Regions from separate parts of the Homo sapiens genome. Here region 1 is linked to region 2. Evidence: read pairs that join two places in POLR2A ChIA-PET (ENCODE). Cell type or tissue: PC-9. All regions are shown on one strand. Each heading gives the region's core, and the rest is flanking DNA. Links, peaks and the distances in the headings are about the cores only.

The links. ChIA-PET counts read pairs that join two places held together with the same protein. Peaks named below come from ENCODE experiments on the same cell type or tissue, not always from the same donor. Only the 100,000 strongest peaks of a DNase experiment are listed, where the experiment ranks them.
Region 1: POLR2A ChIA-PET joins it to region 2 with 14 read pairs; 3 of 35 experiments call an interaction of 5 or more read pairs at or near these places.

The regions. Positions count from the first base shown.
Region 1 is chr4:39,086,204-39,096,784 of GRCh38, forward strand. It overlaps KLHL5 (kelch like family member 5), which reads left to right. Exons shown (of 11, transcript NM_015990.5): 5 at 312-524; 6 at 10,489-10,581. LOC105374418 (a long non-coding RNA gene) reads right to left here. Exons shown (of 3, transcript XR_925235.4): 2 at 9,551-9,576. Among named protein-coding and RNA genes, the nearest start is that of KLHL5, 29 kb to the left of the region's middle. In PC-9, for the core only: no CTCF peak of the experiment used is centred there; no DNase peak of the experiment used is centred there; H3K27ac peaks cover 558 bases.
Region 2 is chr4:39,163,980-39,174,560 of GRCh38, forward strand. No RefSeq gene overlaps it. Among named protein-coding and RNA genes, the nearest start is that of WDR19, 13 kb to the right of the region's middle. RefSeq lists an enhancer at 2,731-3,930. In PC-9, for the core only: no CTCF peak of the experiment used is centred there; a DNase peak (open chromatin) is centred at 5,552.

The DNA.
Region 1 (10,581 bases), core at 1,475-9,474, 77 kb before region 2:
CTTCCTTCAAAAGAATTGCCAAAAGTATTTCCTAACTTGAGTGAAGTAACACTTAAATGTCCTAGGTCCATTTTTTAAATGTAATAAGTGATACAACACTTTAATTCTACTTGCATATGTTTAACAACATAATTGCAGTTTAATTTTTTTTTCTCTGCTGTGTTTCTTTCCTAACAAGTAAGTATTACATTGTAAGGTCTAAAATATAAATTGTGTGTTGGTAGCTAATATAAAAAGCTTTTACTTTCTTCTAAGTAAATTGTGAAGGTCAGAAGGAACAATATTGTTTATCTGCTATTTCTTCCCTCTAGGAGCATTTCATGGAAGTAATCAGAAACCAGGAATTTGTATTATTACCAGCCAGCGAAATTGCAAAGCTCTTGGCTAGTGATGACATGAACATTCCTAATGAGGAGACAATATTGAATGCACTTCTTACTTGGGTCCGTCATGATTTGGAACAGAGACGGAAAGATCTAAGTAAACTTTTGGCTTATATTAGGCTACCTCTTCTTGCACCACAGGTAATTAATAGGCACTTGTTTATAGGAATTTTTCTTTGCCTATTCTATCAAAGAAAATAATTGTACATGTATTCCTATGAAACGTGTAGGTGAAAAGATAGTGAGCTAACAAAATTCTGCTTATGCTTTCAGTCCAGAAGATCTGGCTACTTAAATTGCTTCAATTAAGTAACATTCTTTTTTTTTTTTTTTTTTTTTTTTGAGATGGAGTCTCACTTTGTTGCCCAGGCTGGAGTGCAGTGGCATGATCTCAGGTCACTGCAACCTCCGCCTCCCCAGTTCAAGTTATTCTCCTGCCTCAGCCTCTCAAGTAGCTGGGACTACAGGTGCATGCCACCATGCCTGGCTAATTGTTGTATTTTTAGTAGCGATAGGGTTTCACCATATTGGCCAGGCTGGTCTCAAACTCCTGACTTCAAGTGATCTGCCTGCCTTGGCGTCCCAAAGTGCTGGGATTACAGGCATGAGCCGCTGTGCCCGGCCTCAATTAAGTAACATTCTTGATTTTGGGTTAGTAACTTAATTGACTCAGCTACAAACCTATCCTACCAATTGGAGGAGAATTACCAAAACTGCTAATAAAAGGAGCACTGGACTCTTGAAACCAGAAAATTTAGATTAATTTCTTTGCCACATGTTTATTAAGTATCCACTAAATATTGGATTCTGGTGATATATAGATTAACAAGGTATATTAATAGTCAAAGCTCTGACATTTTAAAACTCTGTGACTTGGCATATTCACACAGCTGAGTTTCTTCATCTGTCAAGTAGAGATAACATCTTCCCTGACTACCTCACAGGATTATTATAAGGATCAGAAACATGCTCTATGATATAAAATGTGCTATGAATAAAAATATTATTTCAGAATTAAGAGATATCTAGTTGGTGTGTTCAAGGCAATCAGTCATAACATTTACATGCATAGTTTTCCCCTTTTTACAATTTTCACTGGAATATATAAAAATTTTCCCTGCATACTTTGCTGCCTATCTCAAGGCCTTGAATGCTGAAAGAGGTCTTGAAAGCAGAAAAAGAATGAGCTGTTACTGTTCAAGTTCAGACTTTCTTTTTCTTTTTTTAATTTAAAGTGTCACAAATGTTCTCATATTTGCAGTTATCTTGAGCATAATGTATTATTTCCTGCTGTTGTGAGCAAAAGTTACTGTTTGTTTTTTACAGAGACAGTAATCAATATGGATGCTTTCTAAGACCTTCCTCTTCAGAAATAGAATATTGTATGAATACATAGAACTGAAACTGCATGTGTTGATGATAATTCAGGAAAAGTAACATAATAAAATGTTTCTCTTGAAATCAGATTTTTAAAAGGGAGTTACATTTTTACTGCTACTTAGCAGATTTTTAAAAATTCTTTCTAGATGAAATCAAACCGAATTTGAAAAATCCGATTCGACTTTGAGAAGAATCTGTGTAATTAAGTAACCTGACAATTGACTTCACTTCTGTAGTTTCAGATATTTATGATACTATATTTGCATGACTCTCATAGACCTTTAAAATATCTCTTATCCAGGATACTGCTGATAATCCTAGCCATAAGTTCTTAGGGTTGAAAGGCATTTTGGAGATCATTTGTTCGAACACCTGTTGTACAAATGAAGTGACAGACCAAAAAAGTAAATCCATATGTTCAAAATTACAATGTGATTGCATAAATTCCTCTCTTTCTGCATTGTAGTTTTATTTAGTTTTTGCTATTTGGCTAACATCATAGGGCTAATAAGAGGCAGAGGTGGGACTTGAACCCAAGTACAGTTCTGTGCCTTGTCCACTAAACCATTCTGCCTCTTGAGTGTACTGTGTGTAAAATTGCTGGGGGTGGCAGGGAGATGGTATCAGATGGTGGAAGAAATAGATTAAAAAAATAAATCAGTGATTATAATGAGATGAAGACTGTGACAGATACATGAATGTGGCATTCTGAAAATAATAGAAGTAGCCCACCAAAAAGAGGGGGTTTTGACGAGAAGGCAGGGAGAATTTCTTACAGTGTTATTTGATCCACATTATGAATTAGCCACCCAAAAGAGGGGGCATGATAACCAGGAGAAATAGGAGCTTGTACTTCATCATGAAGTCATGAGCAAATATATTGTGTTTTGGAATTTGAAGGTAGTTTGCATGGCTGGACTGCAGAAATAAAAGGGGATAAAGTAAAGAGATGAGGCTGAAGAGGGGAATGGACCAGAACATGGAGAACCTCTAGTTATGCCAAGGAGTTTGAATTTTATCCTGAAAGCAATGAGGAAGCACTAAAGGATATTTTAATAGGAATTTTATTTCAGAAATTTTATTTTATTTCAGAAAGATTACTATAACTGCATTGTGGAGAATGGATCTGAGGGGTCAAAGCCAAAAACCAATTAGGAAGGCTTTTGGAATTCAGACAAGTGAATTAGGCACACTGTGGCAGTGGATATAGATAGAAATTACCAGACTCAAGAGCTATTTATGAGGTCAAATTGACAAAACTTCATGACTGAATGGTGAAGGTATACAAAAAGAGGAATCAAGAATGACTCTGATTTGTGCAATTAGGTTAATTAAAAGGTGCCGGCAATTGAAACAAGGAATATAGAATGAAGAGCTAATTCAGGGAATGGGGAAGGAAGTTGAAGAATCATGTTCCCAAAGCTTCTTGGCACCTTTAATTCTTTTAGAGTCTAAGGACTCTGAAGTCCTTAGACTTTTTTGAAAACTACTTCCTTAGATTGTTGAATCCAAAGGCAAGAGAATGACACTGGCCAAGGAGTACACAAGAGTGCTTGGGATGGAACCCTAGGAAACACAGTATATAGTGGTTGTTCCCAAACCTGGCTAATTAACTGAGTGTTATTAAAAATTGATGTCACACTTGAAAAAGGACGAAGTTTTATCATCATCCTTTGCTACAGAGAAGACAAGGAAGAAAAATCCAGTGGATTAGCCCAGTGGTTCTTAAAGTGTGATCCCTAACAGGAAGATCAGCACTACTGGGGAACTTCTTGGAAATACAGATTAGGCCTCACCCCACACCTACTGAATATGAAACTGTGGGGCTGGGGCCTGGCAAATGGTGTTTTAATAAGTCTTCCAGTGGCTTTGATGCATCCTCAAGTTTGAGAACCATTATCCACCACAAGTAGTGGTGATGGAAGCCACATTGCCTTGTATAATTTAAACAAGTTACTTTACCTCTCAGAACATTTTTCTTTCCTACAGTGATAATACTGTGCTGCAGTATTGTGACATTTAGAGATATTGTCAGGGTTGATTTTTTTTCATTGCCAAAAGTGAATGGCAAGATTGCAGAATTAGAGTTATCAAGTAATAAAGTTTTGAAGTAGACACTAAAATAATGAAGAAAATGTTGGATTGTATTCGGTATGTTTTATTTTAAAAGGTAGGAAAATATAACAATCATTAAATTGCCATATGCCAATCAAATAATAAATGACTAATATTTTAAAAATTGGGATTAGGTCTGTTTACCAAGAGAATTTATTTTTGTGAAATAGTTCCTTTTCCAATGATACCAACTAAATGAGATTTTATTCTACTCTGTTAATATGAAACATTCCACTTACCCTAGCTAGAAGGGATTCAACTTACATACAGTAATTTTATCATCGTGTCTCCAACAGTAGACTCTTAAAATAATATAGGAAATAATGCCTGTGATTGTAATCCTCTACCAAATGATCCTTTTTGTATGGTTTTTTTTTTTTTTTTTAGACTGAGTTTTGCTCTTTTTGCCCAGGCTGGAGTGCGGTGGCACAATCTCATCTCACTGCAACCTCTGCCTCCTGGGTTCAAGAGATTCTCCTGCCTCAGCCTCCCGAGTAGCTGGGATTAACAGGCACATGCCACCACCCCCAACTAATTTTGTATTTTTAGTAGAGATGGGGTTTCACCATGTTGGCCAGGCTGGTCTTGAACTCCTGACCTCAGGTGATCCACCCACCTCGGCCTCCCAAAATGCTGGGATTACAAACTTGAGCCACCATGCCCAACCTTTGTATGGCTTTTTAAAAAACTCTGAATAATCCAGAAGAGAAGTATTTATGGTCATTTTATTTTATATTTTGAGGCAGGGTCTCACTCTATTTCCCAGGCTGGACTGCTGTGGTATGATCATGGCTCACTGCAGCCTCAACCTCCTAGGCCCAAGAGATCCTCCCACCTCAGCCTCCTGAGTAGCTGGAACTACAGACACACACCACCAACACCACCATGCCCAGTCAGTTTTTAATTTTTTTTTTTTTTTTTTTTAAGACAGAGTCTCACTCTGTTGCACAGGCTGGAGTGCAGTGACACGATCTCTGCTCACTGCAACCTCCCATCTCCCGGGTTCAAGCAATTCTCGTACCTCAGCCTTCTCAGTAGCTGGGATTACAGGCGCATGCCACTACGCCTGGCTAATTTTTGTATTTTTAGTAGAGACAGGGTTTTACCATGTTGGCCAGGCTAGTCTTGAACTCCTGACCTCAAGAGATCCACCCACTTCGGTCTCCCAAAGTGCTGGAATTACAGGTGTGAGCCACCATGCCCAGCCGGTTTTTTAAATTTTTTTGTGGAGAAAGGGTCTCACCATGTTGCCCTGAGTGGTCTTCAACTACTGGACTCAAGTGATCCTCCCACCTCGGCTTCTCAAAGTACTGTGATTGATTTTATTTTACTTTTGAAAGCATTCCAAACATTTCAATTTGATCAAATTTTAAACCATGTGAATAGAAATACAGACATATATACATTATTTAAAAGATTTTGACACCTAAATTATGAACGTTTTCAATGTTTAGCCTGAATTTATAAGTATCTGAGTCTCCACTATTCTGCTCTCAGTTTAGTATTGTTTTCTACAGAAAGTCAGAAATATAAAATGAGTCAGTATTTACCTTTAGCATTCTTTTAGTTTACAAGGTCTTGATACTAAAACAACTTTTTTTTTTTTTTGGACAGGGTCTCACTCTGTCACCCAGGCTTGAGTGTAGTGGCACAATCATAGCTCACTGCAGCCTCAAACTCCTGGGCTCAAGTGATCCTCCCACCTCAGCCTCTCGAGTAGCTGAGACTACAGTCACTGTGCCCCATCACACATCTGACTAGTTTTTTTTTTTTTTTTTTTTTTTTGTAGAGACAGCGTCTCACTTTGTTGCCCAAGCTCTCTCAAACTCCTGGCCTCAAGCAATCCTCCCGCCTAAGCCTCCCAATATGCTGGGATTATAGGCATGAGCCACCTCGCCCAGCCTCCAAAACATTTTTTTAACATCTATAGAGTTAATAAATTATTCACATTCTATTTGTGTTTGAGGGGACAGTTTTAGAGCAATAGTCATAAGGTGAACAAATACGAAAGTGAGGATAAAAATTTACAAAATGAAAATTTATTCCTGTATTATGAATGCTTTCAGTTTAATAATTTGCTCTTCTTTTGTAGCAGAGAAGGCATTTAGTATTCACCAAAAATGCAGAGTTCATGAAAGTATATATTTTGTAGTTTTTCTCTCAGTGTCTTCTGAATAATTTTCTAAATGATACCTGGTTCCTCCCATTTGATTAATCTGATACTTAGATTAATGGCTTTTCTTACTCAAATAAAATTAATCCTACTTATTCATAATTTATAGATACTATCTGTATATTAGGAAATATACTTTGCTTCAAATTGCAGTTACTATTAAGTCTCCCAAGAGTTTACTTTCTACATTTTTTTCACATTTATTTTTATTTAGAAAGGACTAAAGTAATTGTATATAATAGAATTAACATAAACATTAAAATTAACCTTAATGAGCCAACTTTATGCATATTCACTAATGGTTTCTGTGACAAGTATAACTAGGTTTTGCGTGCATAGAAAAAAATGTGGAGTAATTAATACCAAAATGTATATTCTGGTGTAGGTCGGGGACTTAGGTCTTAATTTGGCTTTTTTGCCTTTCGTATGCAGTGCTAGTTTCCAAATACCACCAACTTTTTTATAGTGACTCTTTTTAGAGACTGTTTCTCTCTTCGTCTATAAAAACATGAACATATCATCAACATCATTAGTCACTAGGAAAATGCAAAATAAAACCACATTTTCCACCTTCCCGAATGGCTAAAATAGAGACAAACTAACAATTGGCGAGGATGTGCAAAAACAGGAACCCTCGTACAGTGCTGGTGGGAATGTAAGACGGGGCTGCCACTTTAGAAAACAGTTAGGTTGTTTCTTAAAAAGTTAAACATAAATTTGCCATATGCCCCAGCAGTTCTACTCCTAGGTAATAATTACCCAAGAGAAATATATCCACACAAAGACTTGGACATAAACGTTCTTGGCAGCTTTATTCATAATAGCTTGAAACTGGAAGCAACCTAAGAAGCATCCATCAACTGGTGAATGGATAGATAAAATGAGGAGTACCCCGATGGTGGAATATTACTCAACAGTAAAAAGAAATGAAGCACTGATACGAGGAGCTACAGCAGGGACAAGTCTCAAAAGTGTGCTAAGGGAAAGAAGCAAGACACCAGAGTCTCCATATTGTATGATTCTCTGTATATGAAATGTCCAGCAAAAGCAAATCTGTAGAGACAGATTAGTGCTTGGGAGAGAAGATGGGAATGAGGATCAACAGTAAATGGGCATGTGGGATCTAATTGAGGTGATGAAAATGTTTCAAAACTGTTTTATGGTAATGGTTCCACAACTTGGTAATTTACTACAAATCATTGAATTGTGTACTTTGAATGGATAAATTAGGACACGTAAAATATGCCCCAATAAAATTGTAAAGAAATATATTGTCAAATACAACCCACAGTGTATCAAAAGGATACACTCTGACCAGAAAGGTCTTTTTCCAGGAATACTAAAATGATTATTAAGAAATCTATGAAGGGGCAAGGCATGGTGGCTCATGCCTGTGATCCCAGCACTGTGGGAGGCCAAGGTGGGAGGATCACTTGAGGTCAGGAGCTCAAGACCAGCCTAGCCAACATGGTGAAACCCTGTCTCTACTAAAAATACAAAAATTAGCTGGATGTGGTGGTGCATGCCTGTAATCCCAGCTACTGAGGAGGCTGAGGCAGGAGAATTGCCTGAACCTGGGAGGCAGAGGTTGCAGTGAGCTGAGATTGCGCCACCACACTCCAGCCTGGGTGACACAGAGACTTCCCGTCTCAAAAAAAAAAAATCTATGGAAGTCTATATTATCTTTATTGAATATAATAAAAATAGATGACTAAATGTTACAGCAACTATTATCCTAAATAATGAAACACTAAAACCATATCAATTCAAACCAGAAACAAGATACTCTGTATCGGCCTAATTATTTAACATTTTTTAGAAGGCTTTAGCAATTGCAATAATAAAATAATTGGCATACACATTAGAAAAAGATACTCAACTATCCCTATTTGGTGACAGTTATGATTATTTGCATAACACGTAGAGTTTAATAAGGGAATTTGGTAAAGTAATAGGTTAATACAAGTGTAATCAGTAGATTTTCTCTCCTGCAAAACATATATGAAATAAACTTTTAAAACCCATTCCCAATAGCAATGAAAATAATAAAATATATAGGAAATATATAATCAAGAAAGGTATAATATGTAGAAACCTATAGAATAAATGGAAAGGCTTCTTGAACAGAAAGACTTAATATAAAAATATCAGTTCTCCAAAAATTAATAAAATTAATAAATTTAATTAATAAATAAATTTAAGTTCTTATTAGAATTCCAAGAGAATCAGGATAAAAAGAACTGAATAAATTTGTCTTAAGTTTACATGAAAAATAAAGGCACAAAAATACCGAAGGAAGCTATGAAAGTTAACAGCGAGGGAAAACTTAAAAATACTGGGTATCAGAATATGCTATAAAGACACTGTAATATACTATTTAGAAATAGGAATAGACAAATAGATCGATAGAACAGAATAAAGAATAAAAAAAAACAAATCTCATATACTTTGAGATCTATTTATGAGAATGTAGTATGGCCAAGATTCAATTCAGCTGGAAATGGAGGGGGTTATTTAATAAGTGGTACAGAACTGGCTACTGATCTTAAAGAAAATAAAAATGCTCCTCCACTCATACTCTATTTAAACATTAATTTCAAAAAAATGAATTTCACATGGATCAATGGCCTAAATGAAAGAAAGCAATAAAATCTTGCCAGATAATCCAGAAGACTACATCTACAAACTGAAGCAAAAAGACAAGACTTTGTAACCAGGACTATGAAAAGAAAGACACATATTTGATGACCTAAATATGAAAAATTATTTGAATGGCAAAAGTATTATGAAACAACCTTAATAGACAAATGATTAAAAATCTAGAAAAATACAATTGAAAAATAAAGGATTAGTGTGTGTATTACAAGGAACTCTTAAAATTTTTAATCAAAAGATAGTAGAAAAGAGGCAGATAAAGGAAGAAAAAAGTACAAATGGTCAAAATATTTTAAAATGCTTATATTCACTTATCAGGAAAATTCAAATTAAAGGGAAAATGTGATATCATTAACAAAAAGAGCTAAAACACTTATTCCTGGCAGGAATGTTGTGCTCTTGTGCTCTTATACATGGCTGTAATGGAATGTGAGCCACTTTGCTATACATGGCTATAATGGAATGTGAGCCACTTTGGAAAATCTGACAACATTGATCATACACATAGACACACACAGATACACATATATGTGCACACACATGCATACATAACATACATACATATATACTTTGACCCACCTGGAGTCAATTCAATTCTTACAAATCTATCCTATAAAGGTAAAAATTAATACATAAGGACTTCTGTACTGGACTTGTTTTTAGTAGCAGAAAAAAGTATGTTTACATATACACGTATATATATACATATATATACATATGTATATATGTATGTACATACTGAAACAAAATTGATGTCTGTAATAAGGAAATGGCTAAAAAATTAGCATATCTATATACTATGGAGTATTATTCAGTTATTAAAAAGAATAAATCAGAACTATACCTTTTCAGAAGACCTGGAGGAATTTTCTTGAGATAATGTTGAGTAAAGATGGTAAGATGCAGCAAAGTATATAATAAAACAATTAGTAAAAGAAAAAACTGTAAAAATTATTACATATATTTATATATGTTATACATATAAATGTATGAGAATTATGTCAGCAGAGGTTTGCATAAATATGAAGAAAATATGAAAGGCTGCACACCAGGTTGTTTATAAGGCAGGGAAGAATTGCAGGATGGGGAGGGGCAATGGAGAACCAAGCACAAAAGGAAAAGATTTTTAATTTTTTTTGTTTTATTTAATTTCCAATGTGATCATATTTTCATTTTATTTTTTAAAAGACAAGGTGTAATCATATTTGTGCTAAACATATAAAAATTGTATTTGTGTTATATAAATATATAAAGCTGGATTCAGTGACACAAAAGGGATTTTAATGTTTTTAGACCAATCACTGTTTGGAGTTCTTTTCCCCTTGAGAAACTGGTAACTTTTGTTTTTGCAGTTGTGAGCTGAACATCATTTAGCAAAGTTAAGTGAACGCAGCATAATTAGTCAACTCCTACTTATAATTATTCTTCCATTAGAATTATTTCTGATTTTAATAGTAAAATTATTTATTTTAGAAAATCTGGAAATTATAGAAAAGTAGTAAAAAAAACTTTATTTAAAAAGCACCAGTATTCCTACTACCCAGAGATAAGCACTACAGTACTAAGATTTTAGAGTATACCATTTATGCTACTTGTGTTTTGTTTTTCAATGAAATTTAAAATGTAAATCTTGTAAATGTTGCATATTTTAGTTAAAAATATGTGCCTATGCTTGAATTTTTTAAAAATATGTAAAATCCATTTGAGAACTATGTCATTTTTTTCTGTAAACCCTACCATTTTCTTAGTCATTCAGTATACATACCTACTATTCTTTTCTAGTTCCTGGCAGACATGGAAAATAATGTACTTTTTCGGGATGATATAGAATGTCAGAAACTCATTATGGAAGCAATGAAGTACCATTTATTACCA
Region 2 (10,581 bases), core at 940-8,939:
GTTTACATTCTTGCCTCTACCAGAATTCTAGGCCAAAAGTAGAGCATCAGTTTGACTTTCTGGAAAGATTTCTTCTGAGACTGAATTAATTGATATGGTTTGGCTGTGTCCTCACCCAAATCTCATCTTGAATTGTTACTCCCACAATTCCTACGTGTCGTGGGAGGGACCCAGTGCCAGTGAAAGGTAATTGAATCATGGGGGCGGGTCTTTCTGGTGCTGTTTTCATGATAGTGAATAAGTCTCACGCGATCTGATGGTTTTATAAAGAGGGGTTCCCCTGCACAAGCTCTCTCTCTGCCTGCCGCCATCCACTGAAGATGCGACTTGCTCCTCCTTGCCTTCTGCCATGATTGTGGGGCCTCCCCAGCCCTGTGGGACTGTAAGTCCATTAAACCTCTTCTTCTTCCCAGTCTCGGGTATGTCTATATCAGCAGCATGAAAACGGATTGATACACTAAATAAATATAAGGTGTCCTGGCCATAGGACCCCCTCCTGAGTATAATAAAAATATATGTGGTATTTTAACACAATTAGGAGGTAGCAAGCTCTCTACCCCGGGTGAAGGTCTGGAGAGGAGTTTGGGCTGAGTTTAGTATAAAAGAAGATCTGCATCTTATACCATATGTAAAAACTAATTCTATATTAAAGACTTAAGTGTAAAAAAATTAAAATCATTCAATAAAGTCTCCTATAAACAGATAAAAACTTCAAAGCCAAGACTAGAAACCAAGTAGCTATTTTTAAAATAGACATGTTTAACTACACAAGAATATGAAAAAGAGCTCTTACAAATTGACAATAAAAAAAGAAAAACAACTCCATAAAGTTAGATAGCAGAAGAACAAATTGAAATAGCCAACAAACATATGAAAAGTGTTCAAATTCATTAGCTCTCAGGGAAATGCAAGTTAAAGTAAGAATGAAACTTTATTCCTATCAGACTAGCAAAAATTAAGAGAACCTATGAAAATTGTTGATCGTTTCTGGTGAGAAAGTGAAGGAAAAGTACTTTCATAAGTTGCTAGTGGGAGCATTAAGCATTATAATCTTTTTGAAAATCACTCTGATAAATCTATTAAAATTAAAAATACATATACTCCTCAGCCCAACAATTCTACTCATGGGAATTTATTCCAAAGAAATAAAAGTATGATTATGTTAAAAATATCTATAAGGACCTCAATGTTCTAGTAGCAAAACCCTGAGCATAAAGTGGATGCCACAGGGGAAAGATGAAATGGGATTTGGAGGAATATCCAGAAGATATTATTGAATGAGAAAGGTAAGATACAGAAAAAAAAAAATGTGTATACATTACCATTTGTTCAACAGTGCCACAAAAACACCATTACATATATGGATACACACACACAAACACATATACATGTGTGTGCCACATTTATGGTTTATGACCATAGAGGAAAAGTATGGCAGAATTCATATTAAGTTGCTAACATGTATTGTCTTCTTGTGGGGAGGGGGAAAGGGTTTATGAGGAGGAAGAAGGGAAGGGAAGAAATGGTGAAAAAAAGGAAGGAAACAGCCACACTAAAAATTATTACACTCTTTTTAGTGGATCTTACTGCTACCCCTATTTTCCCTTCTGCTGACCAAGGTGGTCCACCACATTCCTAAGAAACACGAAACACATTACACTAAAAATGAGTGCTGCAAAAGCACTAAGCAACTGGAAAAAATTATACAGGTTAAAGAATAGGTAATTCTTATATGAAAAGAGCAAAATTATATCCATTCTTTCATTTTTTAGCTAGCTAATACAAGGAGTTTCTTTTATCAATAAGTATCTTGATGGCCAATTCCTAGCTAATAAATGCCATCAATTCATATTAAAATATAAACTGAGTGTTTATTCTGTGCAAGGCACTACTCAAGGCACTGTAGAAAACACAAAACAACAAAGGTCCCCCACTTTCCTTTCTGTTTTAACATGTGGAAGACTGGAAGACTTCCATCCTCACATCTTCTAGTCTGCTCAAAGCACTGTAGAAAATCCTAAATGCAAAAAGTAGCATCCTCTTCTTCACAAGAATGGGAAATGTCATTCAGTGTAGAGCTCCCATTAGTTACGACTAGTTCTAAAAGTATTCAGCATTTTTCATATTGTAGCACTGCCTGTATTCTTCCAGTCAGGCTAAACTGTCCTCAGCTCCTTAGGTGTCTCTCCGTGAAAAGATTTTCCTGTGTGCTCCTTGAAGGAAGCTACCACATGAAACTTAACCACCCAGCTTCCACTGGCTAAGGGTCTTTTCTCATTCAAAAATCTCCTATACTCTATCCGAGCTTCAGTGAATTCAGTCTCACTTCCTCATGCTATTCAGTTCTATTACAAGCCTTCCATCAAACATTTAAGAAGAGGAAAAAATAAAGACAAAAACCAACCCCCTAACCCCCAAATCAAACCAAGTGAAACACATTTTACTTCTTTTTATTTCCCTCTGGGGAAAAACATTATTCACCCTCGTGGCTTTAACTGCCAATGACTATATGCCAATGACAACATGTCTAGCTGTGACCCCTCGTAAGGCCCACTTCCAAGTTAGACATTAGACATCTCCAACTTGATATCCCATGAGTCCCTCATGATTTAATATACTCCAAACCAAACTGATACTCCCCAAATCTCATCTATCTGTATATCTTAGCTACTTATTCGGCTGCAGAAGCCAGAACCCTGAGTCCTGCTTGATTTATAATTTTGTTTTGTTTTATTGCTTATTATCTGTACAACGATGTAGCTTCTCGAAGACTGATTGAGTCTTTGATCTCTGTAACTGGCATGATGCAGTATCTGGCAGATAAAAGTTGAACAGGTCAGGCATGGTGGCTCACACCTGCAATCTCAGCACAAGGGCAACAAAGCGAGAACTCCACCTCCATAAATAAATACCTAAGTCAGCCAGATGCAGTGGCATGTGCCTGTAGTCCTAGTTACTCAGGAGGCGAAGGCAGGAGGATTGCTCGAACCCAGGAGTTTGAGAGCAGCCTGGACAACATAGCGAGGCCTTGTCTCCGCTAAAAATCAAATAAATTAGCCAGGCATGGTGGTGCATACTTGTTGTCCCAGCTACTCAGGAGGCTGAAGCTGGAGGACTGCTCGAGCCCAGGAGATCAGGGCTGCAGGGAGCTATGATTGTACCAGTGCACACCAGCCTGGGCAACAGAGCAGAGGCCCTGTCTCAAAAACAAAAAAAAGTGCACTATGAAAAATGTGTATATGGATTTTAAGATTATTTTGCACCAAAATAAACTTGTACCAGCTTGTTACAACATGTCTGAACAAGATCTAGTTTGAGGTAGTAAAAAGAATAAGACATCAGTTTTAAAAAGATCCCTATCAGAGCAACATGCTACTGAAATTGAAACGAAACAAACATCGACTTTATGGTGGGGCATGGGTGGGAGAATGGTGAAATCACTGATGCTTTACGGGAAGTTTATGGGGACAATGCCCCAAGGAAATCAGCAGTTTACAAATGGATCAGTCCTTTTAGAAAGGAACAAGACAAGCTGAAGATGAAACTCACGGCGGCAGACCACCCACATCAATTTTTTAGAAAAAAATGATAAAAATGTTTGCAGTGGTTCACACCTATAATCCCAGCACTTTGGGAGTCCAAAGTGGGTAGATCACAAGGTCAGGAGATCGAGATCAGCATGGACAACATGGTGAAACCCCATCTCTACTAAAAATACAAAAATTATCCAGGCATGGTGGCGTATGCTTATAGTTCCAGCTACTCAGGAGGCTGAGGCATGAGAATTGCCTGAACCCAGGAAGCAGAGCTTGCAGTGAGCCAAGATTGTGCTGCTGCTGCTGCACTTCAGTTTGGGCAACAGAGTGAGACTCTGTCTCAAAAAAAAAAAAAAAAAGGATGTGGCTGAAGATCCTGAAGTATTGCTTTGAAGAATTGTAATGGGAAATGAAATACGGCTTTACCAGTACAATCCAAAAGGCAAAGCACAATCAAAGCAATGGCTACTAAGAGATGGAAGTAGTCCAGTCAAAGCAAAAGCAGACCAGTTAAGCGCAAAGGTCATGGCAAAAATTTTCAGGGATGCCCAAGGCATTTTGCTTGTTGACTGTCTGAAGGGCCAAAGAACAATTAGATCTGCTTATTATGAGTGTTTTAAGAAAGTTAGCCAAGGCTTTAGTTTAAAAAAAAATGCCTGGAAAAGCTTCAGCAGAGTCCTCTACCATGACAATGTTCATGCTCATTCCTCTCATCAAACGGAAAATTTTGCAAAAGTTTCAATGGGAAATCACTAGGTTTTTGCCTTACAGTCCTGATTTTGCCCCTTCTGACTTCCTTTTGTTTTCAAATCCTAAAAAATCTTGAAAAGGCACCTATTTTTCTTCAGTTAATTATGTAAAAAAGACTGCATTGACTTGGTTAAATTTCCAGGATTCTCAGTTCTTTAGGGGTGGACTAAGTGGCTATCATTGCTTACAAAACTGTCTTGAGCATGATGGAGTTATTTTGAGAAATATGTTTACATTTTTAATTTTTATCTTTTAATTTCATCTTTCAAAAACTGTTTGAAGTCCCCTTGTATAGTACACTGGATTCTTGACATTAGTGATCTCAGAGACTTTTTTTTTTTTTCTGAGACAGAGTCTTGCTCTGTCACCCAGGTTGGAGCGCAGTGGCGTGATCTCACCTCACTGCATCCTCCACCTCCCAGATTCAAGCAATTCTCCTGCCTCAGCCTCCCAAGTAGCTGGGATTACAGGTGCATGCCACCACGCCCAACTAATTTTTGTATTTTTAGTAGAGACAGGGTTTCACCATGTTGAACCACTCATATTCATGAGTATGTCAACCTTTGTACAGGCTTCTGGCTTTCTACTGTCAGTTTGGCTCTGTAACATATTTTTTTCCTCTTGAGAATTATTTACCACAAAGAAACAAATTTAATCACTTATTAATACAAATGATAACATGTAGAATAAAACAAATTCCAAAAAGTTGCAAATGCCAGATAGAAAACTAAGCTCACTCACAAGATAAGTGATCTGATGGCACTACACATCAGCCTCAAAGCTTGTAATTCAAATGCTCCATGACTTTCAGAGCCATTTGCAAGCAGCTGAAACTGCAAATGCTAGATCTGTAATTGTTAATGGAGTCTGTTTTTACATGTTAAAAGAAAACAAATGTACTATGCACAATAATGTCATTGATTTTTAAAAATTCTTTGTTGAAAGAAAACCAATATTTTATACTGTTTATGTTTAAATATAATACTTCTCAGGTCTTTCTACATAGTAATTTTATGATTTGTTTTTAATGAAGCTTTCAAAGAAAAACTTTGGTCTCAAACTTTAAAATGGGTGAATTGCATAGTTTTGAATCTTCGCAGCTTGAGAAAAATTACTGGTAATTATGTTTAAAATTTGAACTGGTTGCATTGTGCTTTGCTTCTGATTTCTGTTGGCACTTGTGATAGTTTTTAAATGACCATAAAATCTTTGTGATTATTTGCACTGAGCAGTGGAATATTTTTCCCCTCCTCTTATCTCTGGGTTGAATCTGTGAATCGGTTAACCAAAAGAATGTGGCAGAAGTGGGCATCATGCCAGTTGACAGCTTCCAATTTTACCTCTTCGAGCTCACTCTTGGGATGCTCTCTCTCAGAATCCAGCTACCATGTTCTGAGAAGCCCAAGCCACGTGGAGAGGCCACATATAAAGTAGCCACCATGTAAGTAAGCTTTGGCTAATAGCTCCAGGTGGGCTCCCAGCCAATAGCCAGCAGCCAGTAGCAAACATCAAATGTCAGCCATCTGAGTGAGCCATCTTGGACATTCCAAACTAATCAAGCCCACAAATGACAGGAGCCTATGCCAACATCACATAGAGGAGAAAAACCATTGTGGAGAGCCCAGTCAACCATAGAATTGTGAAATAATAAAGTGGTTATTACTTTAGACCATTAAATTTTGCTGTTGTGCAACAACAGATTGATTGATTGATTGATTGATTGATTGATTGATTTTGAGACAGAGACTCACACTGTCGCCCGGGCTAGAGAGCAGTGATGCAATCTCAGCTCACTGCAACCTCTGCCTCCCGGGTTCAAGTGATTCTCCTGCCTCAGCCTCCCAAGTAGCGAGAATTACAGGTGCCCGCCACCATGCCCAGCTAATTTTTTGTATTTTTAGTAAAGACGGGGTTTCACTGCGTTGGCCAGGCTGGTCTCAAGCTCCTGACCTTGTGATCTGCCCACCTCGGCCTCCCAAGTGCTGGGATTACAGTTGTGAGCCACCACGCCCGGTCAGATTTTTTTAAAATGCTATTGCATGCTTTCATATCAGTTGGCCCTATCGAACACTACCATTGGGGGATGAAAGTTTATTGTTCGTATGGTCCACAAATAAAGGCTTAAAACTTGCTTCTTAAATGTGCTATTTTAATTCTTCTGATAGTACACACACCATCTCAGACTGTACTGTTACCGACTTCTTTCACAATAACTGATGTGGATATGATATTTGCATGACCTTGTGAAATGAAACCACATTCTTTCATACTTAAAAAAACTTTCTTGTTATGTAAGCACTCAGTTTCCCCATTCTAGAACCTCTCTGATTGTACGTAATTCTCATACCCTCTCTGATCGTACGCGCTTCACACACCCTCTCTGATCGTACGCGCTTCTCACACCCTCTCTGATCGTACACGCTTCTCACACCCTCTGATCGTACGCGCTTCTCACACCCTCTCTGATCGTACACGCTTCTCACACCCTCTGATCGAACGCGCTTCTCACACCCTCTCTGATAGTACGCACTTCTCATACCCTCTCTGATCGTACGCGCTTCTCACACCCTCTGATCGTACGCGCTTCTCACACCCTCTGATCGTACGCGCTTCTCACACCCTCTCTGATCGTATGCGCTTCTCACACCCTCTCTGATCACAGGTGCTTCTCATACCCTCTCTGATCATATGCGTTTCTCATACCCTCTCTGATCATACACTTTTCATACCCTCTGATCACATGCACCTTTTCGTGCCACATTGCTGGCATACTTACTAGCAAATTAGTAACATTTGACACTTGGTAGGGATAAATTTGTCAAAAAATTTTGACACTTTGTTTTTTGTTTGTTTGTTTGTTTTTCTTTTTTTTCCGAGACGGAGTCTCACACCGTCGCCCAGACTGGAGTGCAGTGGCGCGATCTCAGCTCACTGCAACCTCCGCCTCCCGGGTTCAAGCGATTCCCCTGCCTCAGCCTCCCGAGTAGCTGGGACTACAGGCGCGCACCACCAGGGTCAACTAATTTTTGTATTTTTAGTAGAGACGGGGTTTCACAATGTTGGCCAGGATGGTCTCGATCTCCTGACCTCGTGATCCGCCCGCCTCGGCCTCCCAAAGTGCTGGGATTACAGGCGTGAGCCACCGGCGCCCCACCAAAATTTGACACTTTGAAACTGCTTGTCATGAATCTTTTTTAAAGTCACATGAGTCAGGAACTGTATCTATCACAATATCATATCTATAATAATGATGATCTTGCTACACAGAAGTGCTATAAAATTTAACCAGTTTATTTTTGCATATAAAAACCAAAGTTTGCTTCTCAGATTTTAGAAAATACTATTTCCCTTATTGATCATAATACCTATGTTTTATGAAGTGTTATCTGCCAGTTTTTTACAGCTTAATTGATATGTAATTTACAAGCCACAAAATCCACCATTTAAAAGTGTGCAATTCAATGGCTTCAATATATTCACAGAATTATGCAATTATCACCACCATGTAATTTTAGAAAAATTTTCATCACTCCCCAGAATAAAAACATCCACACACCACTAAACTACTTTCTGTCTCTACAGATTTATATATTTGGGATATACAGTATAAATGGAATCATACAATATGTGGCCTCTTGTGACTAGCTTCTTTCACTTAGCATAATCCTTTCAAAGCTCATCTCATAGTACATGTTGTAGCATGTACTTAATTCCTTTTTATTGATTAATAATACTTTGTTATATGGATTTGCCACATTTTGTTTATCTATTCATCAGTTGATGCACATTTGTGTTGTTCTCACTTTGGGGCTATTATGAATAATGCTATTATGAATGCTGCCATATCCTTCATTTTTGGCCATATGCTTTCATTTCTGTTGGGTAGATACTTAGAAGTGAAACTGCTAAGTTAAATGTTCATTCTATGTTTAACATTTTAAGGAACTACCAGACCGTTTTCCAAAATGGTCACACCATTTCAAATTTCTGCCAGCAATGTATGAAGGTTTCAATAGCTCAACATACTCACCAACAATTGTTATTGTCTTTTTTATTTTAATCATCTTAGTGGGCATGAAGTGCATCTGTGGTTTTGATTTGCATTTCCCTAATGACTAATAATGTTGAATAACTTTGTATAAGCTTATCAGCCATTTATACGTTCCTTGGAGAAATGTCTATTCAAATCATTTTCCCATTTTCAATGGGTTATTTGTCTTGTTTTAGGGTTGTAAGATTTCTTTATCTATTTTGGATATAAATATTTTATCAGATATATGATTTGCAATTATTTTCTTTCAATCTATGGGTTATCTTTTTACTTTCATGATGTCTTTAGAAGCATAAAACTTTTTAATTTTGATGAAGTACAAGTTGTCTATTTTTTTCTTTTGTCACTTGCAATTTTGTTGTCAGGTCCAATAAATAATTGTCTAAACCAAGGTCAGGAATTCTTAGGCTTTTTCTAAAAATTTTATAGTTTAACTCACATTTAGGACTTTGATCCATTTGAGTTAATTTTTGTATATTCTGTGAGGTAGGGGTGCAATTTCATTTTTTGCATGTCCCAACACCAATTGTTGAAAAAATCTATTGTTTCACCCATTGAATTGTCTTGACAACCATTGAAAATCAGTTGGCCTCAGATGTATGGTTTTATTTCTGGACTCTCAATTCTGTTCTGTTGATCTATATATAGTATCCTATGCCAATACCACACTATTTTAGTTGCTGCAGCTTTGTAGTAAGTTTTGAAAATGTGAGTTCTCCAACTTTATTCTTTTGTTTTGGGTATTCTGGTCCCTTAAAATTCCAGTTTAACCATAGTGGCACATTGGTTGAACTAAGTACAGTTGATGAACTAAGGCTGATATATTTTTGTCATCCAAAGTCCACAGTTTACATTGGGGTTCACTTTTGGTGTTGTGCAGTCTATGGGTTTTCACAAATGTATAATGATATGTATTCACCATAGTAATACAGTATTGTATAGAATAGTGACACTGCCCTAAAAATCCTCTGTGCTCTGCCTATTTCTCCTGCTATATCCATAGTTTTGTTATAGTTATATCCATAGTTTTGCCTTTTCCAAAATGTCATGTAGTTAGAATCATACAGTATGTGGCCTTTTCTGAATGGCTTCTTTCACTCAGCAATTTGCTGCTAAGGTTCCTACATATATTTTCATGGCTTGATAGTTCACTTCCTTTTAGTGCTGAGTAATATTCCATAGTCTGGATATACCATGGCTTATTTATCCATTCACTTACTAACAAACATCTTGATAATCTTGATTGCCTCCAAGTTTTAGCAATTATGAATAAAGCTGCTATAAACATCTTTTGTACAGATTTTTGTGTGGACATAGTTTTCAATTCATTTAAATAAATACCAAGGAATATGACTGCTGGGCTGTATGTTTGCAGTATGTTTAGTGTTGTAAGAAACTGCCAAACAATCTTCCAAAGTAGCTGTACCATTTTGGATTCTCACCAGCAATGAATGAGAGTTCCTGTTGTGCCACATCCTCACTTGCATTTGGTGTTGTCAGTGTTCCGGATTTTGGTCATTCTAATGGGTGTGTAATAGTAGTTGTTTTAATTTACAATTCCCTAATGATATATGATTTTGAACATTTCTTTATCTTGCCATCTGTATACCTTCTTTGGTGAGGTGTCTGTTCGGGTCTTTTACACATTTTAAAATCAGGTTGTTTGTTTTCTATTGCTGGGTTTTAAGAATTCTTTGTATATTTTGGGTAACAATCCTTTATCAAATGTGGTTTTTGCAAATATTTTCTCCCAGTTTGTGGCTTGTCTTATTCTCTTTACAGGTGTCTTTTGCAAAGCAGAAATTTTAAATTTTAATGAAGTCCAGCTTATCAATTATTTCTTTTTTTTTAAATTTTATTATTATTATACTTTAAGTTTTAGGGTACATGTGCACAACATGCAGGTTTATCAATTATTTCTTTCAGGGACCATGCTCTTAGTGTGATATCTAAAAAGTCATCACCATACCCAAGTTCATCTTAGATTTTCTCCTATACTCTAGAAGCTTTATAGTTCCACATTTTACATTTAGGTTTATGATCCACTTTGAGTTAATTTTTGTAAAGGCTCTGTGTCTAGATTCATTTCTTGCATGTGGATGTCCAGTTGTTCCACCACAACTTGTTGGAAAAGACTACTTTTGCTCCACTGTATTGCCTTTACTCATTTGTCAAAGATTAGGCAGGGCACCATGGCTCACGCCTGTAATCCCAGCACTTTGGGAGGCTGAGATGGGTGGATCA